Regions from separate parts of the Mus musculus genome. Here region 2 is linked to region 1. A link is a loop called in an ENCODE intact Hi-C map of the cell type or tissue named here. Cell type or tissue: heart. All regions are shown on one strand. Each heading gives the region's core, and the rest is flanking DNA. Links, peaks and the distances in the headings are about the cores only.

What was found. Hi-C counts contacts between places; a loop is a spot of excess contacts. Peaks named below come from ENCODE experiments on the same cell type or tissue, not always from the same donor. Only the 100,000 strongest peaks of a DNase experiment are listed, where the experiment ranks them.
Region 2: it touches region 1 in a loop (2.4-fold over the local background); 3 of 42 quality-filtered maps call a loop at or near these places.

Annotation. Positions count from the first base shown.
Region 1 is chr3:69,593,799-69,604,022 of GRCm38, forward strand. It overlaps B3galnt1 (UDP-GalNAc:betaGlcNAc beta 1,3-galactosaminyltransferase, polypeptide 1), which reads right to left and starts at 5,162. Exons shown (of 3, transcript NM_020026.4): 1 at 5,004-5,162. In heart, for the core only: a CTCF peak has its summit at 5,206; a DNase peak (open chromatin) is centred at 5,193; H3K4me3 peaks cover 1,826 bases; H3K27ac peaks cover 1,642 bases; H3K27me3 peaks cover 404 bases.
Region 2 is chr3:69,649,745-69,659,968 of GRCm38, forward strand. No RefSeq gene overlaps it. Among named protein-coding and RNA genes, the nearest start is that of B3galnt1, 56 kb to the left of the region's middle. In heart, for the core only: no CTCF peak of the experiment used is centred there; DNase peaks (open chromatin) are centred at 5,437 and 6,137.

The DNA of each region.
Region 1 (10,224 bases), core at 702-8,701:
TCTATGCTGAGAGCTAGGTGCTTAAACACATGAACAAAATGGAAATTACACATCTAAGGACAGCAGCTAGCCAGCTTCAAAGTGGCTGATCCGTCATACCTAGGCTTCCTGTTCATACAAAGTTCTAGTTGCTCAATTTCTGAAAAATAACTATTGTGAATTATATGTATGTGTGCATTCATGTGCGCACGAGTGCAGGTACCAGCACGTGTCCAGGGCACTAGATTCCCTGGAACTGGAGTTACAGGTAGTCATGGGCCACCTGATGTGGACGCTGGGAACACACATCCTCTACAAGAGCAGTACACGTCCTCGTGAGCCATCTCTCCAGCCCCAACTGCTTGCTTTTTAATGATGACCCTGAGCTATTCATGGGCTTTAAGGAAAAGCTTGCGCTGAGCACCACTGCCTCTGCCGGAGACTGCTGCACATGCTCAGTAAGTAGGAAGTTTAAATACTCCACGGCCTTTTCCCAGCTCCTCCCCTCAGTCCCAGCTGGCTGCAGTAGCACCACAATCAGCTGTGCTCCAAAACATGAGGGAGAAGAGAAGACACCAAGCCTGATGGTAATGGAAGCCTGCTGCCTCCGTGCGCTGGGGAGCTGATGAGTGGGCTTTTAAAGAAAAAACTTTACAAGCTTCGTATACTGTTTACCAAGATAGTTTTCTTGTAGTTACAGCATTCTGAAGATAGGGCTTTATTCTAGACTTGGGGTTTGGGGTGTGTAGGGACCTTGGGCTAAGAAGCAGAAAGGAACTTCTGCCTACCTTCACTCCATCCATCTTAATACTTTGTTGTGCGGTTGCGGGGGGGGGGGCTTTATTTTCTTTTTCTTTTTCTTTCTCTCTCTTTTGTAAGGCTTTGCAGAAAAGTCTGTAGCTGTGGCAATTTATACAGTAACATTTTGCTGTAACACTATAAAATGTGCATTCCTTCAACCAGATTTTGAAGACCTGAGAAGCCACGAATAGGTGGACCTAGAACCTGAACCTTTTCAATATCAAATGTGTGCCCATCTTCCCCAAGCAAGGTGATTGTCTCCAGATTCCTGGATGGGGGAGGGGGGATGGACAAAGAAAGAGTGCACCCTCACATTCAGTGACAGGCTGAGAGCAGGGTGCCAAAGCAGGGAGACTGGGAAGGGAACAAAGAGCTCGCCAATCAGGCAAAAGGCCTCTGAAAGCCAAGTAAAGCTTCGTCCACCAGAAGGGAGCAGGAGAGTTGCTCTAGCTAACATGCTCATCTTTGCCCTACATCAGGACCTCTCATCTATCTCCTTCATCAGGCGAAATCACTAATTGTCTGTCCCGTAGTCACCTGTAAATCTTTCATTCACTCATTCATTCACACATCTCATATGGCAGCTTGTGTCAGAGGCTAAGACAGCACGCAGTGTGGAAGACAAACGCATCCTGCAAACTGCTGCACTCCACAGTGCAAGGCTGAAGACTCGTGACTCTTTAAGTTTAACCTGAGTTTCATGATTGAAACCCAGGAAGAGAAAATTGGAAAGGTTGCCAGTTCAAACGCCTCCAAACCAGCAGCAGTCAGTGTGCAGGGTAGGGAGGGAATAAGCTTGTACTCTCTGACTGTGTTGATGTCTAACAAAGGTGAAAATTACACAGCTTACACTAAGATAAAGGACTACTTAATATTATCTTAATACTATCATAATGTCTTCTGGAGGTGGGGCAGGAGGGGGGCTGGGAAGATGGCTCAGTTGCTAAAGCACTTGCTGTGCAGGCATGAAGACCATTCACCCATGCAAAAATCTGGGTCCAGCAGACACACGAGGAACTCTGGGGCTTGCTGGCCAATCAGCCTAACAAAACCAATGTGCTTGAAATTCAGTGAAATCCTGTCTCAAGTAAATAAGGTAAGGACTAGTGGGATAGACCACTGGGTAAAGGTGCTTGCCACCAACCAGCTATGAAGGCCTGATTTCAATCCACTGAAGCCGCATGGTGCACAGGAAGACTGACTCCTGCAAGCTGTCCTCTAACTTTCATTCATACACACACACACAAAATAATAAATCTTTAATTTAAATTAAAAAAGAAGGTGACGAGCAAGCAAGGAATAAAGATACCCATCTCCACACAACATGCACACTTACACACACACACACAATAAGAAGAAACTGGATAACTGAATTTCAAAACCAGAGTCTGTAACTAAACCAGTAGCCAAAACCACTGTTTGAAGCTCTCCTGTCATGGCGGAACAGGTGGCCGCAGGCTGATGAGATGCTTTTAAAGGCAATGATATTCTATGTTGTTATTCTAACTTATATGTCTTAATTACCGTTTCCATTGCTGTGACGAGACACCATGACCAAGGCAACTCTTGTAAGGGAGAACTCTTAAACGGGAGCTGGCTTACAGGTTCAGAGGTTCAGTCCATTATCAGCAAGGCAGGAAGCATGGCAGCGTCCAGGCAGACACTGGAGGAGCTGAGAGTTGTACATCTTGTTTCAAAGACAAACAGGAGAAGACTGGCTTCTTGGAGGAAGGTCTCAAAGCCCATCCCTACAGTGACACACTCCCTCCAACAAGGCCACACCTCCTAATAGTGCCACTCCCTGGGCCAAGCATATTCAAACCACTACACTTTATCTTGTCTTTTGTTCCCCTCAGGATGCAAAGGAGACATACAACTGAGAGAGTTCCTAGGCTAACAACTAGCTCAAGAAGAATAGACCAAGTTGGTCTCTCCCCTTTCCTCTAATCCAGAATAAGGCAAGAATCTTGCTTTTTTTTTAAAAGCAAATCAATGCTTATGCAACTTTTATTAAAAATGAAACCCTTTTCCATTGTCCCTAAGGAGATGTCTGCCCATACCCTGCTGAGCCACACCTCTGAAGCACCCAGTGGACAGGCTCACTTACAGGCACCCGCCGACCTCCAGTCCACTTTACCTGTGGGATGGTACCATGTGGCTCTTTACCACAGAGCAGGTCCCTATCACACGGCAAACTGTATGGACGGAGTATAGGTGTAAATAGGAAAAGGGCATTTCTGAAGTGCCATTCTAGCTTTACCAGGACAGAGAAGAGCCCCTCCCCTCAGGGGAAAGCTGGGCATCTAGAGAAGCATTTTATTAGAGATAAAGAATTTACTCTAAACTCAAGGTTGAATAGAATCTGTTATCAAGTTTTCCTGAAGCACCACAGTGCTTAATAAAAAAAATTCAACTTTAGGGGGGAAATATATTATCCAAAATGGCTTAGTAGAGCTTAAATCTTGCACTTTTTCAAACCTTCTGGGGAAAGAAACACATAAGAATAGACTAAAGCTTGTAGCTTATATCAGTGATACCCAAAACCCAGATATGGTACCATATTGGGCAGTTTCAGCTAATATAATGCAAAACTAAGATCAAATTAAAAACATGATAAATCCACTTACAGAATTTCAGATGAGATTATATCACTAGATAAATACATGAGAGAGAGAGAGAGAGCGCGTGCGCGATTGATTCTCTGCTTTAGTTAAAATAGATCTGCTGCAAAGAACTGAATTTAAGGAAATATTTATCTCGAGGCTGGAGAGATGACATGTGGTTAAGCACACTTGTTGCTCTTGCAGACTAGAGTTCAGCTCCTGGCCCTCATGTGGAGGGTCTATTCCCATTCATAACTTCAGTTCTGGGGGGTGCAGTGCCGCCCCCCTCCCCACTTCTGACCTTACCAGGCCCTAGGCATGCCTCTGGTACACATGCATACATGAAGAGAGAACACATAAATTTTGCTTTAGAAAATATTTTTTAAGTACTATATCATAATGCTACCACAGCTAAAATCAATGGTCTCTCCCTGACAAACTGCATCAGCATCAGCTGGCTCTTCCTTTCTGGATAGGCCTGGATGCTTTCTTCTTCTCTCTTCTCGTCCCATTCGACAACCAAGAACAATTTCGATAATGTAATAGTTTTTAATGCTGCAGCTCCCTGGTGGCCATTCATTTCAATCAAATCTTCCAACGTGAAAGAGAGAAAATGCCACACTTTTCTCTCAGTAAAAGGAAGGCCCCTTCCTAGAGTTATGAGGTGTCAACACTTCAGAGAGCTCAAACTCCCTGCGTCTGCCTTAGACACCCAAAGGTAAAACACAGATTTCATCTGGGTGAAGACTGCAAATCGTCCTACCTCCCTCCAAAAACAAACCGTTGGGCAATTCCTTACTTGGCAGTAGCGTTTCCTAACAAAGCAAGCTGCTTCTCCTAAAGGCTGGGAACGGGGTTTGTGGGAGGGGGGTCTACTTAAGTCAAAAATCAATGCCTGCCTTTTAGTCCTGCACCTTTTAGTCCTGCAGTCACAAACACAGCTAGCTCTCCGTGCTGCAGCTGGCCGCATCCTTTACAGCCTGAAAAAGTAAGGCTCCCTCCATCTAAGAGTTCCTTTACAATGCTTTGTACATTCCACTCAGACCTTTTATTAATAATGTAGCCTTAATCTTTAGGAGTCTCCTCTTTCCAAATCTCCCATTCCCTTCCTCCTCGCCACCTCTCCCCCAGGAAGCACTCTCCTACCCTAGGGACCACAGGCCCTTTCCCGCCTAGAATGTGCGTTCCTCCCTCCGGGCCTGCAGCAGGTCCATCGGCGTGGCGTGCGGACAGTATTCTCCACTTCTCCTTGGTCGCGGTGACAACCAGGCCACCACTACCTCGGCCCCCGAGGCTTACATAGCTCAAGGCAGGGCAGGATGGATCCGTGAGGCCGCGGTGGCCCGGCTCGCCAAGAGCACTGGACGCCCCTCCAAGTGGCCCAGATTCTCGAGTCTCTCGTCCGGAGCCTCGAGACCCAGCCCCGAGACCAGGCGCGGAGGCCAGAGCCCAGGGCGTGGCAGCTCGCGGCGCCCCGCTCCACGGAGGAGCGAGCGGCGCCCGGGGCCTCGAAGCCCCGACCCACGAACCTAGAAGGCTGCGCCGCGAGAGAGAGGGGCGCTCGGCAGCCGCCCAACCGTCTCCCCGCCTCGGCCTCCCGCCCGCCCGCCCCGCACTCACCTCCCGTGCGCCCGTGGTACCCGCAACGGTGCGGCCCGCGCTCGCTCTCTGCGCGCGAACACGGACTCCCCGCAGCCGCACGCACGCCGAGCGGGCGGGCGCGCGCCTCCTTCACGCACGCGCGCGCGCGCGGGGTCCCTGCGTCCGCAGCCCAGCGCCGTTATCGCTGTTATCGCCGCAGCTGCCGGCCTCTGCCGCGGGCGGGCGCCAGCATCACGGCCACCGCAGGCTTCGCCTAAGTCCTCCACCTCCAACCCCGGCTCTCTGCCTCGTGCCATCTTTTGACAGAAAGCAAGAAATTTTATTTTTGAATGGAACCACCTTCACCCTAGGTCCTGGGAGAAACAGAGTCAGTACAGAAACACCCAGCCTTCATGACCAAAGGCTTCTCCCTTCTCCCTTCTCGGGGAGATGCCTAAATGTGTAGCCCGCAGATTTCCGCCCCAGGGCTGACTTGGAAAGGAGGAAGCCTTGGCACATTCAGAAGGCTGTTTCTCCTTTCAGGAGTGCGGGAGTGGGGGTGGGGAGAGGAAAGCTTTGGTGTATGTGGACCAGAGGCTCAGAGAGTCCTGGCACCCCACCCCACCTCCACCCCCACACCCTCAACTGCCTCTAGAAACCGTCTAGTGCTATGAACCCTTGGTCAGCTCCACTTAGTCATCTCCACCCAAATGGTGCCTCTCTGGGAGAAGGGAGAAGCCTTTGGTCATGAAAGCTGGGTGTTTCTGTACTGACTGTTTCTCCCAGGACTTAGGGTGGAGGTGGTTCCATTCAAAAATTGCTTTCTGTCAAAAGGCCCCTGGAAACAAAGTGTCATCTGAAAACAAAGACCCATTCTGGTGTCTTGGCTTTAGGACTGTGAACAGGTTGGCCTCACTCCACCTAAAAGGAAACAGTTTTTCAGTGAGCACCTAAATACAAGCAACCAAAATTTAACAACAATTCACAAGAATCGCTTTCCCATCCTTCCCTAGACGCTCTAGGTTGCGTTTCTTAAACTAGTGACTTCAACATAGCCGGGATCAGCCTTATCGATTTGGAGAAACTAGAATTCTACAATATCACCTAGTATGTACGCCATGTTCTTGTCGGAAAGCCACACCGACTTCCTAGAAAGATGATCTTATCAAGATTGGACTATTGCCTCTATGCGTCCGTGTAGAATATATAGATGTAGCACAACCTGTTTTCTTTCGTAGCAGGACTTTTAGAAGTTGCTCAGTTCTGTTTGACTGCTGTTTTGCTCTCCCAGCTCAGTAATTTAAGTTCTTGAACCAGAAGCGGGATGTAATGGTAAGACTCCTTTACACACTGCATGGAGCTCTGCGTGTTATTTCCATGGGGGGAGAATATGGACTCTCAAACACAATCTCACTTGACCCAAAGCTAAAACCATGGAAGTAGGGAGAGGTATTCTCCAAACTGTTCCATGATAAACAAACACGGAGAATGTTTCTCTTCAGTGGTTAATAGGCAATATGTCGAAGATTTTGAAAATTCTTTGGAGGAGTGTATTTTCAATTCCTTAGAGAACTGAGAGTACTTAAAACTGATGTGTAGATAAGACAATAAATAACACTCCCAAGAAAGTCAGATGGCATGCCCTTTAGATAAGCTCATATGACCAGCCTTTAACATGAAAGCCAGCTGTCTAGAGTGTCATTTAACTATACAAGACAATGTCAGAGACATGGGAGCCACATCGGTGAACAAGACAAACAAAGCCCTTGAAAATTCAATCACACACAGGGTAATTTCTCTTGGTCAGACTTTCTGTAGAGGTGTCACGGTAGAGGGATATCATAGGAGCGTCTCAATAAGCAAAACATCCCTGAAGTCTGATGACATTAGCAAACTAATCAGTTGTCCCTTTGCATTAGGTGCCGTGAGTTTTCAGTACAAGGAATTGTGACATCAGTCATGAGACTTTTTGTTTGTTTGTTTGTTTTTGTTTTTGTTTTTTGAGACAGGGTTTCTCTGTATGGCCCTGGCTGTCCTGGAACTCACTTTGTAGACCAGGCTGGCCTCGAACTCACAAATCCGCCTGCCTCTGCCTTCCAAGTGCTGGGATTAAAGGCGTGCGTCACCATGCCCGGCTAGTCGTGAGACTTTTAAAACAAGCCCGTGTACCTAAATATGTAGCATAAATTACCCTCTAGATTTTCTGGCACCTATAACCTCAGAAAGCCAAGCAGTAGATATAGCAGAATTAAGTTGAAGCTAGTTTTACTCAAAGAGTCCCTGAGTTCTGTGTTTTGTGTACTTTGGGTCTCCTGAAAGTATCTATGAATACTTTTACTAAAAACAGTGATGCTCTTCAGGGTCTTATGATGTATGTTTTAAGATTTGACAAAGTCAGGGTGTTTCCTATGTTAACATAGGCGTACAAGGTCAAGTTTCCCATATCCATTTCAAGAGTGGAGAGAAATCAAAACTATGTCATCTTTTCTGGTCTCTGACTTAGGTCAGAAATACTTCAGTGGGTGTGAACACATCTGTTTAAAATCTCAAATTCTGCTAGGTAAGAGCTCTGCCAAGTTTTCTATGACCATCTCCCTCCTACAAGGGAATACTCAGAAGATTCCGCAGACAAAGGCATAATTGTAAACCTTCCTCCCAGAAGAAAACAGGTTTTCAGTCCAAATAAGTGGATGTTATTGGTGGTTTTCTCTCGTGCAAGCAGATTAGATTCTACACTTACTCTTGACAGTTGATCTGAACTTCATCAGAGCCAATATTCTACAAATCCAAGACAAGATAAAAGGGATAAAGCTAGCCAAGAGTCATGTGACTATAGGAAGCTGGCTCAACTGAAAAAAGCATTGCACAGCAAAGGGACCCCTGTCCCACATTTTAAGTGATTTGAAATTTCCTTCAGACTTCATTACTGATGCTTGTGAGCCACCATGTGGGCACTGGGGTTTGAACTCAGGACCTTCAGAAGAGCAGTCAGTGCTCTTAACTGCTGAGCCATCTCTCCAGCCCTTTCTTAAACGTTTTTAATGATCCTTGGATAACTAGTAAGTACCTGTGCTCACTTCCAGAACACTCTAGAATGCAAAGACTCGGGCATTTAAGATCAGGTGAATTCGGTTCTCCGAGCTTTCCAGGTATAATCTCTTGCAGTGGTGGTGGTAGTGGTGTTTGTGATTGTTGTTCCTATAGCGTCTAATAGCTGGGGGCTCGGCTCCTTATGCTGCAGAACAAGCCACCCCAAAGTTTGGTTGCCTGTACAAATATTAATAATCTGATGATATAGTTCATTAGTAGAGTATTTTCCTGTCAAGTAACAGTTTCCCTTGGAGGTTGGAACATCCCATCCCGCAGGAAGGTAAACAGCCTCAGCAGATCTTCAGGCAGCCCCTGAAACTGACTAGATTCATTAGGCCCCTTCCTGTCAGAGTAATCTACAAAAGCTGAGAGTCTCCTCAGGTGGAAGAAAGCTGAACTGCCAAGAAGACTCTCAGACAATCCCAGCAGCAAGGAAGACTCTGGGAAAAGCTGCAAAGAAGTCCTGTGAAGAAGCAGACACCAGCTGAGCTGCCTAGAAGAGGATTAGCCCACAGTCCTTTGGAAAGGATACTCTATTGACAACCTATTGAGCAGGCTGTGCAGCGTACTCTAAGCTGCTGGCTTTTGTGAGCAGTCACCCATCCTGGGTGGACTAGGAGATGCAGCTCTGAATCATTTCTGCTCCTGTAATTAACCCCAATAAAACTCATTGATTCACCAGGTTGGATTTTGGTGGTAAATGGGCTTTGGTCTGTAGTAAAATTGCTATCTGGGGTGAGAGGACATGAGTTGTCTCTCCCCAAGAAGTCCCATTGTACAACAGGCATGCATAATGTCCTAGATTCAGTCCTTAATACTATAAAAATCCTCCTCCTCCTCCTCTCATTTCTACATTTCTATTCCGAGTTGTTTGAGTAGTTTCTCTGGATTTGTCTGAACTCATTTTAAAAAAAAATTACATTCTAAGGGTGGAGAAAGTTTATCTCTAAGGGAGCAGATTGTGAAATGTTACCTCCTTCCAGCCTGGGGCTGGCTGTGACCATTGCCACTGAGGCAGAGCCACTTGCTGTGCTGCTGCTCAATCCTCTCCTTTGATGTGCCACTACCTCCCACCTGCCTGAGGCTGAACCAGCTCGCCAAGATCTTCCAGAGTTAGCACTAAACTGTGCTCTTCCTGAGTTCCTACTAAAAGGCTGATCTTACAGCTCCAAAGGAACTTTGCATGATTGTGAATTTGCATGACTGGGAATGGGCCTCCCCTCTTCTTTATAAAGCGTGTTCCCCGACATTAAAGTTGAACCTTGATCAGACTAGTTGTCTTGGTTCCATCTTTCTCTCGTCACCTAGTTTTCCTCTCTTTCAGTTTCAAGATGCCTTCCAGGCTCAAACCCATACATGAGAGCCGGCCGGCCTCAACAGTGAAAGTTTTTGGTTTTGTTTCTGCTATGGTTTGGATCTGTTGTATATATTAAAAGCTTGGTACCCACCTGTGCCAAAAGTGATTTTTTTTCCAAGTCATGATGTGAATGGTTTTGCTCTTCCACATTTTAGTGATGTACTCCCCTGACTCAGGCACCAAAGAAATTTGACCAGTTGATCATACATGAGAATCCTCAAAGTGTGAGCTAAAGAAGGCATTTCCCTTTACACACTGGCTCGCCTCAGCAAGGTGTCATGTAGTAATTCCCTCCATTGGGGAATCAGCTGAGCTGATGGTGGCCTCACTCACACATCTATGAACAGTGTTAGCCCTCCATCCTCCAGTGGGTTAAGTTACCTGACTGTGGACCACATCCAGGAGAGGACAGGCAGAAACAATTGGACTTCTTAAGCCATAACCATGGGAATCACACCAGGTCATATATACAACATCTTATGTATCCAAGCAAGTTATGACCTCTCACTGCACTCCAGAAACAGACAGACAGATCCTCTCTGGAGGGGGAGTTACAATATCATGGCCACAGCACAACCAAGGGGCAGAATTCCACCATGTGTTCAACCCAGGGACGTGTAAGAGGGGAGAGAAACTTCAGTTTCAGATTGCCAAATTTAAGTAACTTAGAACTGTGACATAAATCTCTACATTTTAATTCTAACACTAGCTGTTGTTTGTGTGCCTTGCCTCATACTGAGTTGGCCTGTCTGTCATAATTGTAAGCGCTCACTCACTTTTCAGAGTAGAGATGTGTGTCACGACACTATGAGC
Region 2 (10,224 bases), core at 723-8,722, 56 kb after region 1:
GAAAAAAATCCCATAGCTTGCCAGCTGACTAATGATTTCCTATCCTTACGTAGTAATCTGCAAATAAAATCTGCAAATAAAAGCCGAAAATCCATAGAGTCTGTAGTACTCTTAAAAACTAATTGCTAGTTAAGCAATGTAATACAGCAATGATAAAATCCATATAATCGTTGACATCCAATCCTCCCCTCATTTACCAATGTATACTCTGAGGTTTTAGAAAAGTCACATGAGTAACGTTCTTATTAGGTCAAGCAGTACACAGTCACAGGACAAGCTACATGTGGCGAAAACCATGTTTTTCCATAGAGGAATAATTGACTAACAACAGCAAGCAATAAGAAGTAATCTGCAGTAAGCTCACGCCCATCTGCTAGAACAGGGAGGAACATGAAACACATTCCAAGGATGAGTCCATGTTTTAAAGAAGCTCAGGTCATACTACTCTGGTCTTGTTTTCTTGGAGTTATCTCACAATCTCTCAGAATTCTCACAGGACTCCATTCCTGCCGTGTGTTCTGACACACAATGTAAACACAACCAAAATATTTCACTAATTTAGGTGACTTCCTTGGCCCAAAAGAAAAGTATTGAACCTTCAAAATCCTGTTATTTAAATTTTTACTGGAATTTTTAAAAAGTCAATGATAAAAATGATGCTAATCTTGATTGTGTTAGGACCACAGGCAAAGACAGTATTAAGCCCTTCTATTATGGTTGTTTAATCAGGTCCCCTACCTTATTGTATTGGGCAACATTCTCTCAAAGAAACTGAACCTATCAGGAATATATAATATATTACATCAGCATATGTTAAAATACTAGCAATAGTGGTCTCACAGCTGCGTGGCTGAAAACTGGGTAGCTGCTTAGTGTTTGAGTCTGGTTCTTAGCAATCCAAGTCTGCCTACGGTGTGTGCCTCTCACTGAGGAAGCTGACAACCTCAGTTGTCACTCAGCACTCCCAAAAAATTTGGAAGGCTCCTGGAGAGCCACTGGTCCAATAGTCCACAATGAAAGGCTAGACATGTTGGTTATGACAGTAGACAGGAATTACCTGCAGCAGGAGCAATGGGTAAATCATCCTAGAGGCCAGAGAAAGGCGCAGAGAGCACAGGGTGAGTAATTTATCTCCTATTTTGCTCACTATAGAAACATTTTTAATAAGAATTATTTATACTTTTTAATGCATATGAGTGTTTTGCCTGTGCATATGCATGTGCCTGGTGCCTCTGGAGGTTAAAAGAGAGACTCAGATCCCAGGAACTGGAGTTATGGATGGTTGTGCCCTATCATGTAGGTGCTGGAAACTGAAGCACCCGTGCAAGAGCAATGGCTGAGCCAGCTCTCCAGCCCCTGTTTAGCGCCCCTCCTTTTTTTTTTTTTTTTTTTAACCTGGGCTGCTACCAGAAGGCTCAGCCTATATCCAAGGTAGGCCTTCTCACTTAAGACAATCAAGACAATTCTTTCGGTAAGGCATCTACTCAGTTGACCCTAATTTTTGAAAAGTTGACATTAAAATCAAGTATAGTTCTTTTAGAAACTATCATGAGGGTGTCTATATGTAAACTCTTTTAGTCTAAAGTAGAATGCCGGTCTCTATCTATCTTTGCCTTTTCAAAATACACTATGATTTCAATGCATTTTAATATTCACTATAGTACATCTATGCTACATCTATAGCTGAGGCTCTTCCAGGCCCAAGTCCTCCCAGACGATTGGATCCCCAAGTGACTTTAAGCTGTGGTTTGTGGTTACCCCCATGCCTTTAAACACCCAGCAGGAAAGTATAACCAAAGATTAAAGTAATTGAGGTGAGTGTGTGTGTGTATGTGTGTGTGTGAGAGAGAGAGAGAGAGAGAGAGAGAGAGAGAGAATATTAAAGGCCTTTCCATTAAATAAACCCTAAGTGTGGGCTCTTGACATGCCAGGTGTAGTAATCACAGCATCTCCAATGTAATCAGATTAAAGGACCACTGTAAGACCCTCTTTCGGGGACCCCCACTCTAGTCTCAGGAGTGTGAGAGCACCCAAAGAAACATGAGGACCCATCTTGTTGTAATTACATGAGGACGTTTAATTACGGAGCTCCGGACCGACATGCATCCCACACAGGAGATAAAGGATGTCGGCCACGAGGCTCGAAAGCTAGGGGTTTTTATGGGGTAAGGGGCTTAGGGGTGTGGAATTCAGCACAGCAACACACTATTGGCTTATTCAAACATTAACAGAAAGATTACATGTACGTGCAGAGTGTCAGAGTTCTGTGAGTTGTTGACTCAGTTAATATAGCCCTGCTATGTCTTCACAGTCCCCTTTATCTTATGGTCAAGATGTTCCCAGGAATGTTTTAACTACCAGGCATACCCAGGTTTGTTTTTCTCTTTTCTCAGCCCCAGGCAGCCTCTAGGCTCACAAACAACCAGCAGTTTCTGAGTACTTTATATGACTTACAGATCTTGAAATTTCATCTTTCTTTCATTCCCCTCTTCTTCTACTAAGTAATTCTAATCTTAGAATTTTAGAAGTCTATATCTCTATGTGGAGAATACTGCATTTACTCTATCTTTAACATGGGAACAAAAACAGAATAAGACGGATTAGTAAACAGAACTAGGCAGGGACCCTTCTAGTGAGGCTTGAGGGTCTCAGCATGACGCAGGTGTACATAGATCAGATCTCTGGCTGGAACTGGTGAGATGTCTTTGGGGTACCCGGCTCATTCACTGTAGCCAGTTGTGACAAGACTTCTTTCTGCACCACCTGCAAGCCTTTTAACTTAGCATACAGATCATTATTATAACAACATAGGTTTAAACACATCATTTAAGACAGTGATGGGCATAGGAGCCCCATAAAGGATCTCAAAAAGAGTAAAACTGAATCAAGAGGGAGTATTCTCAGTTCTAAATAGGGCAAGGGGAAGGGGCACCAAGTAAGTCTGTGCCAGTCTCTAGGATTAATTTTGTCAAGGTCTGTTTAGAGTTTTATTCATTATTTTTATCTGTCCTGAGTTCTGAGGTCTGTACACACAATACAATTTTCATTTGACCTCTAAATACTTGGCCACACCCTGACTTACCTGGGCAGCAAAGGCAGGGCCATTATCTGACACTATTGCTTTTGGCACTCCGAACCTTGGAAACATTTTCTCTAATAATCTTCTTGATGACTATCTGAGCAGTCTCATTTTTACAAGGAAAAGCTTCTATCTATCTTGAGAACGTTCACAAAAACCAGAACGTATTTATACACAGATTTTTCTCAGTAAAGTCTATTTCTCAGTAGATGTCAGGTCTGTCTTCTCATGAGAGGACTAGTTTTCTTTTTTCAGTTTCTACTACTCTATACAGGGTTTCTTTTACCAGTCTTAATTTGTCTATAACTTGATAGTCTTCAGACTGTCAGGATCATTGCTCTTTAGGATGCCTGTTTGGCGGTTAGATTTGCCATCTGATTTCTTTTAGCCACAGCATCTTAGGTCTTTCTCTGCAGATGTCAACAGCTCTCTTTGTCTGTATATTGCTCTGTACAGTGGCAAAAGCATACCTGCTGTCAGTGTAGACTTTTCTTTTACCATTTATAGAGCTTGTATCAAAGCCACAAGTTTAGCTTTCTGGGCTCAAGTCCCTTCAGGGAGGCTGCTGGCCTAGATCACTTGCTTTCTGTCCACTGCTGCACTGCTGTCCCCGCCTTCCGCTTGCCTTTAACCTCAAGGCTACTGCCATCCGTGTACCAGCTCGAACTCTCAGGCCAAGGCTGATCTGATCCTTCAGATCATTTGAGTATGAGTTTATTTTGCCAGAATGTCAGCACAGTGATGAGTAGGTGAAGTCTCAGGCAGCAGTGAGATTGAGGACAGCAGGGGGAGCGAAGGTCACTCGTTCAGTCAACAAAAAGCTCTGATAATGTGTCCATCGGTCAGGGGAATGGTTGGATAATGTTTTCAAAAGCGTTAGTCAGCCATCAGTCAGGGGGGCTGAACCACACTTTTTAGGGCATGTGCCAAGTTTTGTCTCAGAGTCAATTTATCTGCGTCCTTGACCAGAAGCCACTATGTGCAGACAAGCAGGCCATCCTACAGCCACCAGGTCTAATTTCTTACAAGTATACCACAGGTCTTTTCCAGGGTCTCAATCTCTGAGTAAGAACCTCTTTGGCAAAACCGTTGTTCTCAGTCACATCTAGGAGTCCCAAAGTTGGGGACAACATTAGGGCAGTCTTAATAGCATCCAAGGCCATCCAAGAGTGTTCTTTATTTTTTATATACGAAGGGCTGTTTATCTCTTTAATTTAGCAAAACCTGGAATCCACAATTTGCAAAAGCCCGCAGTGCCCAGGAACTTTTCTAACTTGTTTTGCACTGGTTGGTGGAGGAATATGAAACACAGTCTCTTTTCTAGCTGCTTCAACAGGTAGGCTACTGGTCTCTTCTAAGGACTCAGCTTCTGTGTTAGCACCCCTTTTGCTATCTCTTTACTTTTAGTCACGAACAGGTGAAGGGTTTGGTCATGAGGGGGGCTCCTCTTCTTTTTGTTGTTGTTGCCAGGTACTAGGTTTTCTAGTTTCCCTGACTTTTGTGACCAGCATTTTATTTCTCTTATCTTTTTTTTAATTTTCTGGCTTCCTATTTCTTACAGATCATTTCTAAGTGCTAGCATGTGCCACTTTGGTAGGTCCTAGTCATTGTCATTTACCTCTCTTTACTCCTGTTTCCTAACTGTAATGGAGATCTCATAATAATCTTCTATATATATATATATATATATATATATATCTTTTTGTTTTCTTCCTTGTCTTTGCTTTCTTTGGATATTATCTAATCATCACATCTATATTCTGTCACTTATCTTCTCTCATAGTTTGCCTCTATCCTGGTTTATCTTTCTGTCTCACAGCACATCTCTGATTCTGACTCTGGTCTCTGTCTTTGTCAGCCTCATTTTACTGGTTTCTCTTCTAAATATTTCTCATTTAGAGTATCTCTCTCATCTCAGACCTCTTTCATTTTCTTCATCTCTATTTCCACTTCTCCTCACTGTTAACCTCTCTATTTGCCACTGTCATTCATCTCTCCTGAGTCTGCTGAAGCTTTGCTCTTAGCTCACTTCTTTGCAGACCTCTATCTTTTCTTCCTTTCTCCTCCTCTGCACTTTCTTATCGACTTACGCTAACTTTCTTACAGACTTATACTGTCCTTCTCTTAACTTCTGTAACTTCCTGTTACCTTGGTCAGATTGTTGGGGCACTTTCTAGTCCCACAGAGACAAGACCCCCATCAGAGCCTGACAGACTCACAGGTGCTCTTTACCTTGGACAGAAGCCCCAAGTGGGCAGATGCCTCCCTCACTGGAGCTTGAAACAGACTCACTCTAAGCAGCTCAGGGCGGGGCCTTTTGAGAAGAGGGAATTTCAGAGCAGAGAAGGGAGTGCAGCTCTCACAGCTGGCTGCAACCAGCACTTTATCTTAAAGTGAAAGCAGTTTTTCTGTTAACAAGAGACAGAATGCAAGGGACAGGGGAATGAGAAGCAATCAGGGAAACCTCTTGGCCCTTGGCCGGCTACTCTCACAGTCTCCTCCTCTTTTTTTTTTTCAGTACCACAGAAATGACAAACATAAGCAAGACCAATACAGGGCATCTTACACACAATTTCCAGAGAAGCTCACTGTCACTATGACCAACCCAAATGGACCTCTCTCCATGGGAAGGCCCCCTGAACCTGAGACCGGCTTAAAACCAAACCAAGATAATCAGTCAACTTCTTGGGACCAAAACCAGACCTGAAACCAGACAAACCAAAAACAAAACAGAATCAGAAGGTAGTCTAATAGAGGACACACAAGTGAACAAGACACACAGACACACAGACATACAGACATACAGACAGTGAGGGATTTCACTTTACCTCCGACGTACAGTGTCTGTGTCTCATGACAAAAACCACAAACAAAAACAAGATAGCAACAGAGAAAAAGAAGACACCAGTATCTCTAAGCACACTTGTCCACGCCTGGACTTGTACAACCAGCCAAACGCTATTTCCTGACGGGGTCGGATTTCACATTGACTCCCTTCCTGATGGGGTGGGTTTCCACTTCACTTCTACTCCCGCTCTGGCAGAGAGAACACTCTCTCTCCTTTATTCTGCCAGGCAACAGCCAGGTCCTCCTGACTGTTTCATAACCTGGGCACTCTCTCCAGGGTCTCCCTTGGAACGTCTTCCAGGGGTGCAGCCTGTGGGGCCATAGACCGTCGTCCTCCCACAGTCACTAGGGTCCTTACAGCCCACAGTGGCAGCTGCCAGAATACAGAATACCAGAACTGGTAACACAGGTGGGACTCAAACCCACAATCTCAGAACTGAAAAACCAAGACACAAATTCAGCGGTGCCACACATAGACACTTACATAACAGACAACATACAAGACTCACAAAAACAAACGTACCTCCAAGGGGTATTCTCAGGTTTCTGGGCGCTCCCAAATCCAGGACAAGCCCCCAAAATGTAAGACTTACAGGTCTTGAAATTTCATCTTTCTTTCACCACCTTACATTTTCTAACTGTAAACAAAATCGTGTTTGTGTATGCCTGATAATTCTTCAACTGTCTCTTTTGCTTTATAAAAGATCTACAAAAATCAGACCATGATCACGACCGTGCCAGACATCACAATTATTGATCTTTACTCAGCTAATCCATTGAACATCTCATTTCATCTACCCAGGTCCCTTTGATTGTCCTCCAATGTCAACGAGAGTGGGGACCCTGAGTCTCTCTATGTTTCCACTTCAACTGGAAACAGCCATGGAGGCTTGTAACTGTCTCCTAAATACATTTAGAGTCAACTACTGAACTCACCCATTCTCTGAAGCTCCACTACTCTCAGCCCTGTGGCTTCTTGCTGACCTCCACTGTTGAAATAGTGTGCTTTTCTGGCCCCTAAGTTAAAGGCTTTTTGCTTGGTCTTTGAACTACCTAATCCATTTTGTATAGCAGAGGCTAAATTCTTTGAGCCAAGACACCAAGCAAGACATTTCTTTGGCATCCTTCCCCTTCAAAATGTTCAGTATCAGAGATTGCCCAAGATAATGCCAATGAGAATTTCACACGTGTCCAGCAGGGAAGAGCTACAAGAACCACTGTGCCACTTTCTCCACCGATGTACAGGAAAAGCAGTTGGGAATGTTAGCCACTGCCACATTAGTTTGTAAGTCTCTCCATTTGGGTTAACGATGATCATTGAGAGAGGGGAGGAGAGGGGAGGGGGCAAGGGGAGGGGAGAGGGAAGGGGAGAGGGGAGAGGGGAGAGGGGAAGGGGCGGGAAGAAAGGGAGAGATGACATGGAGATGATCGACAGAAAGAGAGAGAAAGTTAGATTTCCAGAACTAAAACATCTTGATTTTCTACATTCTTGCCTTCCCTCTCCAGTGTAAAGGATCACAATAGATGTTTATCATCAACTGAAATTCTTTATCACACACACCCCACCCCACCCCAGTTAACCCTGGAAATAAATACAAGACAGACTCAATCTCATCAGGCTGAGACTGCTTTACTGAAACAGTAAGGAACCCCAAGCTCCCCACGAGGGTGAAGTTTTTAATTAAATATGACCAGGATGGGCTTTGGTCAGGACCACTCACTCCCTGGAATTCCCAGCTGAGTGGCCTAGAGACACCAAGAACAAACCAATAGGCTATCATATTTTCCCATGAGATGTGTTTATTTTATAAGAACTACAATTCCCAGCATTTCAGGAAGTTGCCTGGTCCTTGGACAGGTGGGTCTTAAAGTTTATATGTACACACAAATGTGGGTAGTTACCAAAAAGTTACAGCATTGTGTGTGTGTGTGTGTGTGTGTGTGTGTGTGGTGTGTGGTTTGACTAGAAACAGGGTGGGTTGTTTTGGATACCATACCAAGGAATTTCTGCAAGTGGTTGGATCTGTCAGGCTGGGGCCAAGCAATTCTTTATAACTAGGGACTATTGCCAGATACTCAGTTTCTCAATATCTGCAGCTATTACCCAACAACCCCTAGTGATACCAATCATGGCCTCAAAATGGGAACATTTTGATCTTCCTTCCCACCCTATTTGCTTCTCTGTAAGCCCCAGCCTGCAAGCAGAGGACTGGCTCTGATTCTTTTATCAAAATCCCCTTACTAGTTTTTCTTCTGAAAAACAAAACAAAACAAAACAAAACCAAAACCAAAACCCAGTTCTTTCCTGAAGTCATTTCCTTATCTTCCTTTGTTCTCCTTGACCTTACAATAGGGTATTTTGTTGTTACAAATGTAAATAGTGACTCAATTTACCGAGATCTTGAACCACACCTTGCTTTTATCTTGATATCTAAGGGTCCTTGATTCCCAAAGAATGATACCCTAAACTCAATTAGTATGTAAACGCAAAGAATGTTTTATTCTGCAGAAGTCCAGCATGCTGGGGTCTTCCATTACCAAAATAGAGAGACCCCAAAATGAGCTCGCATGCCTGATTTAAAGCACATTAGGGAATTCTGGGGTAGGGGACCTCTATCTTAATCTGTTGAATCCATCTTTATGGACATTCCATTACCGGGGTGTGGAGGATGGGAACTTGCTGGGGAAGTCTGGAAACTGTTGTTGAGGAAGTATCTGAGGGGGTCTGGAAACTGCTGCTGACCCATTGTCCTTGCCTCAGGCCAGGTGGCAGGGCAGCTCCTGAGGCCTGCACTTGCCTGAAATTGTCCAGTTCTTGTAAACAGAGATTTAGGCCTACTCTCCTTAAAGCATGTAATGAAATCAGCATGACCATCTTAGGTAACACTCTTATGATCACTTCAGGTATCACTTAGAAGTATTTTGAATTCCAGATGTATATAGTCTCTCTAATATGCTTGTTTTTAGAAGATCAGCAGCTGTTGTAGACACTGTAAGACTTTTTCAGACTCAGTTTCTAGGAGAAACAGTTGAAGGCCCCAGACCAACATTATTCCACCAGGAAAGAAACTCAAAAATACATTTTCAATTAGCTAATATTTTTTTAATTGGATATTTTCTTTATTTACATTTCAAATGGTTTCTCCTTTCCAGGTCTCTCCCAGAAACTCCCTATTTCATCCCCCCTTCCCCTGCCTCTATGAGGGTTCTCCCCCACCCAATTAATTAATATTTTATTTAGGTCTAGTCAAAGTCTTATATAGCTGCTTTTCTTCACTCTCAAATTCTTAAACTATATGCATTTTAGTTAATCACTTTTTTCAAAAGAAAAGGAGGCATCAATTCCAATATATTAATGTAGTCCAAAATATTATCCCTAACCATGCATTCACACACACACACACACACACACACACTAAATTAGGCATGATGGGAAAAAATGTAGGTAGCATAGTAAATTTGAAAAGAAATGCAAAAATGTAGGAGTCAAAGGTTGTTACTAAGTTATTTTTAGGAATTCTAAGTTTACCTCATGCTGCCTTAGAACATACCATAAATTCACAGAGAGCAAGATAGGACATACTTACTATTTCCCATGGTTGTACAAATCACAAAAGAGAAATCCTTTATGGCCTTGTTTGCTTTTTCAATGGCTCAATGGAGCCCCAAAGTCTCAACAACAACAACAACAGCAGCAGCAGCAACAACAACAAAAGATATACACATTTCACCCTTCCCTGTGAGGAAGATTACCATGTTGTTCAACAGATCTCCCAATTTACTTAGAAGGACTTCCAAATTGGCAAATTCTGCCCTATAAATAGCATCAAATGCCAAATAGTTGAATGGAAATAACTCAGAAGAACTTGCAGAGACAAGGCCAGTTACCAAATGGCAGTGACCAAAATCGTTGAAAAGAATTAAAGACATTCTAAGGAGCCCAAGCCAATGAAGACAGCCCCAAGACACATCAAAAAAGACACACAGAAAGGCCAGACATTTTTCAGGGTCGAAAACAGACTCCAAATACATGTTTCACTGCTTTGTCAAACTGAGCTACAAAGCACTGGATTCCCATTGCGGTGGGGAAATTAGAAAAGTCCTCTGGGGATGGAGAGCGGCTTGTGTTTGGTTCCCAGCTTCCATACTGGGTGACTTACAACCACCTGTAACTCCAGGTCGGGGATCTAGCATCGTATTCTGGTATCCTCCGGCATATGTACACACATAGTACATACTAAAAACAAAACATTTTAAATCTTGTTTTAAAAGTCCCAGAAACAAGTAATTGTAATAGT